Linked DNA regions of Homo sapiens: region 2 is linked to region 1. Evidence: chromatin loops called from intact Hi-C (ENCODE). Cell type or tissue: natural killer cell. All regions are shown on one strand. Each heading gives the region's core, and the rest is flanking DNA. Links, peaks and the distances in the headings are about the cores only.

The links. A loop is a pair of places that touch in the nucleus more often than their neighbours do. Peaks named below come from ENCODE experiments on the same cell type or tissue, not always from the same donor. Only the 100,000 strongest peaks of a DNase experiment are listed, where the experiment ranks them.
Region 2: it touches region 1 in a loop (14-fold over the local background); 6 of 110 quality-filtered maps call a loop at or near these places.

Annotation. Positions count from the first base shown.
Region 1 is chr17:78,213,008-78,215,507 of GRCh38, forward strand. BIRC5 (baculoviral IAP repeat containing 5) reads left to right here and starts at 1,246. Exons shown (of 4, transcript NM_001168.3): 1 at 1,246-1,420; 2 at 1,673-1,782. The coding sequence starts at 1,310. RefSeq lists an enhancer at 991-1,892. In natural killer cell, for the core only: no CTCF peak of the experiment used is centred there; a DNase peak (open chromatin) is centred at 1,204; H3K4me3 peaks cover 392 bases.
Region 2 is chr17:78,139,009-78,142,487 of GRCh38, forward strand. It overlaps TMC8 (transmembrane channel like 8), which reads left to right. Exons shown (of 16, transcript NM_152468.5): 15 at 154-232; 16 at 1,826-3,479. The coding sequence ends at 2,104. Among named protein-coding and RNA genes, the nearest start is that of C17orf99, 5.6 kb to the right of the region's middle. RefSeq lists enhancers at 1-15, 130-769, 2,406-3,479, 3,248-3,327 and silencers at 1,609-1,798, 3,320-3,479. In natural killer cell, for the core only: no CTCF peak of the experiment used is centred there; DNase peaks (open chromatin) are centred at 403 and 1,503; H3K27ac peaks cover 608 bases.

The DNA.
Region 1 (2,500 bases), core at 1-2,500:
TGGTGCATGCCTTTAATCTCAGCTACTCGGGAGGCTGAGGCAGGAGAATCGCTTGAACCCGTGGCGGGGAGGAGGTTGCAGTGAGCTGAGATCATGCCACTGCACTCCAGCCTGGGCGATAGAGCGAGACTCAGTTTCAAATAAATAAATAAACATCAAAATAAAAAGTTACTGTATTAAAGAATGGGGGCGGGGTGGGAGGGGTGGGGAGAGGTTGCAAAAATAAATAAATAAATAAATAAACCCCAAAATGAAAAAGACAGTGGAGGCACCAGGCCTGCGTGGGGCTGGAGGGCTAATAAGGCCAGGCCTCTTATCTCTGGCCATAGAACCAGAGAAGTGAGTGGATGTGATGCCCAGCTCCAGAAGTGACTCCAGAACACCCTGTTCCAAAGCAGAGGACACACTGATTTTTTTTTTAATAGGCTGCAGGACTTACTGTTGGTGGGACGCCCTGCTTTGCGAAGGGAAAGGAGGAGTTTGCCCTGAGCACAGGCCCCCACCCTCCACTGGGCTTTCCCCAGCTCCCTTGTCTTCTTATCACGGTAGTGGCCCAGTCCCTGGCCCCTGACTCCAGAAGGTGGCCCTCCTGGAAACCCAGGTCGTGCAGTCAACGATGTACTCGCCGGGACAGCGATGTCTGCTGCACTCCATCCCTCCCCTGTTCATTTGTCCTTCATGCCCGTCTGGAGTAGATGCTTTTTGCAGAGGTGGCACCCTGTAAAGCTCTCCTGTCTGACTTTTTTTTTTTTTTTAGACTGAGTTTTGCTCTTGTTGCCTAGGCTGGAGTGCAATGGCACAATCTCAGCTCACTGCACCCTCTGCCTCCCGGGTTCAAGCGATTCTCCTGCCTCAGCCTCCCGAGTAGTTGGGATTACAGGCATGCACCACCACGCCCAGCTAATTTTTGTATTTTTAGTAGAGACAAGGTTTCACCGTGATGGCCAGGCTGGTCTTGAACTCCAGGACTCAAGTGATGCTCCTGCCTAGGCCTCTCAAAGTGTTGGGATTACAGGCGTGAGCCACTGCACCCGGCCTGCACGCGTTCTTTGAAAGCAGTCGAGGGGGCGCTAGGTGTGGGCAGGGACGAGCTGGCGCGGCGTCGCTGGGTGCACCGCGACCACGGGCAGAGCCACGCGGCGGGAGGACTACAACTCCCGGCACACCCCGCGCCGCCCCGCCTCTACTCCCAGAAGGCCGCGGGGGGTGGACCGCCTAAGAGGGCGTGCGCTCCCGACATGCCCCGCGGCGCGCCATTAACCGCCAGATTTGAATCGCGGGACCCGTTGGCAGAGGTGGCGGCGGCGGCATGGGTGCCCCGACGTTGCCCCCTGCCTGGCAGCCCTTTCTCAAGGACCACCGCATCTCTACATTCAAGAACTGGCCCTTCTTGGAGGGCTGCGCCTGCACCCCGGAGCGGGTGAGACTGCCCGGCCTCCTGGGGTCCCCCACGCCCGCCTTGCCCTGTCCCTAGCGAGGCCACTGTGACTGGGCCTCGGGGGTACAAGCCGCCCTCCCCTCCCCGTCCTGTCCCCAGCGAGGCCACTGTGGCTGGGCCCCTTGGGTCCAGGCCGGCCTCCCCTCCCTGCTTTGTCCCCATCGAGGCCTTTGTGGCTGGGCCTCGGGGTTCCGGGCTGCCACGTCCACTCACGAGCTGTGCTGTCCCTTGCAGATGGCCGAGGCTGGCTTCATCCACTGCCCCACTGAGAACGAGCCAGACTTGGCCCAGTGTTTCTTCTGCTTCAAGGAGCTGGAAGGCTGGGAGCCAGATGACGACCCCATGTAAGTCTTCTCTGGCCAGCCTCGATGGGCTTTGTTTTGAACTGAGTTGTCAAAAGATTTGAGTTGCAAAGACACTTAGTATGGGAGGGTTGCTTTCCACCCTCATTGCTTCTTAAACAGCTGTTGTGAACGGATACCTCTCTATATGCTGGTGCCTTGGTGATGCTTACAACCTAATTAAATCTCATTTGACCAAAATGCCTTGGGGTGGACGTAAGATGCCTGATGCCTTTCATGTTCAACAGAATACATCAGCAGACCCTGTTGTTGTGAACTCCCAGGAACGTCCAAGTGCTTTTTTTGAGATTTTTTAAAAAACAGTTTAATTGAAATATAACCTACACAGCACAAAAATTACCCTTTGAAAGTGTGCACTTCACACTTTCGGAGGCTGAGGCGGGCGGATCACCTGAGGTCAGGAGTTCAAGACCTGCCTGGCCAACTTGGCGAAACCCCGTCTCTACTAAAAATACAAAAATTAGCCGGGCATGGTAGCGCACGCCCGTAATCCCAGCTACTCGGGAGGCTAAGGCAGGAGAATCGCTTGAACCTGGGAGGCGGAGGTTGCAGTGAGCCGAGATTGTGCCAATGCACTCCAGCCTCGGCGACAGAGCGAGACTCCGTCATAAAAATAAAAAATTGAAAAAAAAAAAAGAAAGAAAGCATATACTTCAGTGTTGTTCTGGATTTTTTTCTTCAAGATGCCTAGTTAATGACA
Region 2 (3,479 bases), core at 155-2,654, 74 kb before region 1:
AGGAGAGGAGGGTCCCATCCTCAGATACAGCAGTGTGCAGTGAGAAGACCCCAGTACCGCGTATTGTAGAGATTGAGGTGGGGAGAGAGGAAGTCAGGGAGAGGCGCCTGTGGCCCCAGGGGCAACTGACCACGAATCCCCTTCCCACCCAAGCCTTGTCCTGACGGTGTGCGTCTCCCAGACCCAGGCCAATGCCAGGGCCATCCACAGGCTCCGGAAGCAGCTGGTGTGGGTGAGTGTCCTCGGGGCTGGTGAGGGGACAGCAGCTTCAGTGGAAACCCTTCCCTATGTGTGGCCGAGGGCCTAGAACACGTCTGAGCGGGTCAGGTGGGTTCTTCCCACTGGAGGGCGTGGCCTCAGGCTGAGAGTGAAGACGGGGAAGGGGAGGAAGAGAACAGCTCGGGCTCCTGAGACCAGGAGCCAGACCTGGTAAGTACATGACCTTAGGGGCTGGGCCTTTGCCTGTAATCCCAACGCTTTGGAGGCCCAGGCAGGAGGATCGGATCACTTGAAGCCATGAGTTAAAACCAGCCTGGGCAACAAAGCAAGACCCTGGTCTCCACCAAAAATAAGTAATTAATTTTTTAAAAGGAGAATGTGGCCGGGCGTGGTGACTCACGCCTGTAATCCCAGCACTTTCAGAGGCCGAGGTGGGTGGATCACCTGAGGTCAGGAGTTCAAGACCAGCCTGGCCAAAATAGCGAAACCCCGTCTCTACTTAAAAAAAAAAAAAAAAAAAAAAAAACCGGGCACGGTGGTTCGTGCCTGTAATCCAGCACTTTGGGAGGCCGAGGTGAGTGGATTGCCTGAGGTCAGGGGTTCAAGACCAGCCTGGCCAACATAGTGAAACCCCGTCTGTACTAAAAATACAAAAAATTAGCTGGGCGTGATGGTGGGCGCCTGTAATCCCAGCTACTAGGGAGGCTGAGGCAGGAGAATCGTTTAAACTCAGGAGGCGGAGGGGCGGAGGTTGCAGTGAGCTGAGACCGCCCCATTGCACTCCAGCCTGGGCAACAAGAGCAAAACTCCGTCTCAAAAAAGGAAAAAAGGATAACATGGCTGAGTGCAGTGGCTCACGCCGAGGCGTGAAGAGTGCTTGAGTTCAGGAGTTTGAGACCAGGCTGAGCAACATAGCAAGACCTCGTCTCTACTAAAAATCAAATAAATGAGCTGGGCGTGGTGGCGCGTGCCTGTGGTCACAGCTATTCCGGAGGCTGAGGTGGGAAGATCGCTTGAGCCTGAGAGGTCCAGGCTGCAGTGGGCTGTGGTCTTGCTACTGCAATCCTGCCTGGGCAACAGGGAGACACCCAGTTTCCACAAAAAAAAAAAAAAATTACGACTTTAGGCTTGGGGCCAGGGGCTTAATGGAGCTGAGGGAGGAACAGTGACCTGGCTAAGGCGTGGCCTCAGGGTGGGGCCTCTACCGGGGGCGTGGCCTTGGGCTGCTTGGGGACGGACTCTTAGCGGGCGTGGTCTAGATCTGCATGGGGTGGGACCCTAGTGGGGCGTGGTCTCAGGGTGCGTTGGGGGCGGGGCCCTTGGAGGTCGTGGTCTCGGGCGGGGACGTGGAAGGAGTGGCATCTGGCTGCGTTGTGGACGGGACTCCTGAGGGCGTGGTCTAGGGCTGCATCGGGGCGGGACCCTGGTGGGGCGTGGCCCTGGGAGGGTGTGGCCTCGAGCGGGGCGTGGCCTCGGGCGGGGCGTGGCCTCTGGCTACTTTGGGTGCGGGCTGGCCCATGGGCCGCAGAGTTGCTGCCGCTGCTGTCCTCACACCCGCTCGTGGGAAGCAGCGCCTGTCGCAACTCGCCACTTGTTCTCCTCACAGCAGGTTCAGGAGAAGTGGCACCTGGTGGAGGACCTGTCGCGACTGCTGCCGGAGCCAGGCCCGAGCGACTCTCCGGGCCCCAAGTACCCTGCCTCCCAAGCTTCGCGCCCGCAGTCCTTCTGCCCCGGATGCCCATGCCCTGGCTCCCCGGGCCACCAGGCCCCGCGGCCGGGCCCCTCCGTCGTGGATGCCGCGGGACTGCGTTCCCCTTGCCCTGGACAGCACGGTGCCCCGGCCTCCGCCCGCAGATTCCGCTTCCCCAGCGGCGCGGAGCTGTAACCCCTACCCCTGCCTCCCCGAAGCCTCCCTGGGGCCCCTTCAGGCCTCCTTACTCCATCTTCCAGACCCCTGGCGACCACCGCCCCTCTCAGTGGCTCCAGGGCCTCCCTCAGAGGTCCCCAAAGATGGACACACAACCCCAGCGGCAGCAGGAAAAACATATGGGAATTTTCTTTCTATATTTTAATCTCATCCCTTTAAAATGTCTATTTTTTATTGTGTTTTTTATAATATACATAATCTATTAGTATAGTATCTCTTGAATGCGATTTTTTCTAGAATGTGTTCTGCTGATTTGTTTTAGAGCCATGAGTGCAATTTATACACATACATCTATTGGGAATGCTCAGAAGTTGTTTACTGATGGAAGTGCCTTCAGAAGAGTCCGGGAACCACTTCCTAAGGAAGGAAAGAGCTGGCCACAGTTAGAGCAAGCCTGCCTGGGGCCCTGCTCTGTGTTCCAGCTGCAAACTGCCTGCATCATCCCTTCCTGTTACTCTTCCTTCACCTGAGACAGTCGAGGCCACAGCGTCAGCCAGGGCCAGAGCTGGGATTTGAACCCAGGCACTCGGGCTCCAGAGCCACACTGCCCCAGTGTGGGGCTTAGTGGCGGCTCCTGGCCCTGACTGAGGGGCTGACTGAAGCCTGGTGAGAGCGTGCTGGGTCAGCCTCTCCCTGGCGGGAATCCTCTCCGTCCAGTCTTCTAACCTAGCAGCCTCACGTCCACAGAGCTGCCTTGTGAAACTCAGCAGAGCCCTGGCTTCCTGCAGAGCCGTGTTCTCCCAGCCTGCTTCATGGCTCCCTGGTTGAGCCAAGCTTGCGGATCCGTGGGGTGAAGGTACCCGCACCGCCTGGGCCTTAGTGGTATGTACGGGCCTGCATCGTGAGCAGCGGGCGGGGGCCCAGGCAGGTGAGGCAGCTGGCCACAAGGGCAGGGCCCGGCCCCCCTCCCAAGGCTGTGTCTGATATTCTTGAGCCTGTTCGAGTTTCCTTTTCCAAGCCTCCTGTTCTCCCACCCCCACCCCTGCCATGCTGCAGTGACTAAATCTGTGGTTCTCATCCTTGGAGAACACCTGAGTAGCTGCTACAAGCTGGCCACAGCCCAGCGACTCTGATGTGGTTGGGCTGGGTGTGGCCAGCAGCCAGGGCATCGGGACTTTTCGAAGCTCCCAGGTGACTCACCGGCAGCTGGGGATGAGAACTGTCAGGAGGGAAGGTCAGAAGTCCCAGGATGCACTTGAAAAGCCTCTAGCTCCACCAGTGACCAGCTCCTGGCTGGACTCCTGGTCTGGACTCAGCATCAGGGAGGCTCTGGCCTCTCGCCCTCAGGGCTGGGGGCTTCTTCACATGGTCATCAAAGACTTGGCCAGTTCCG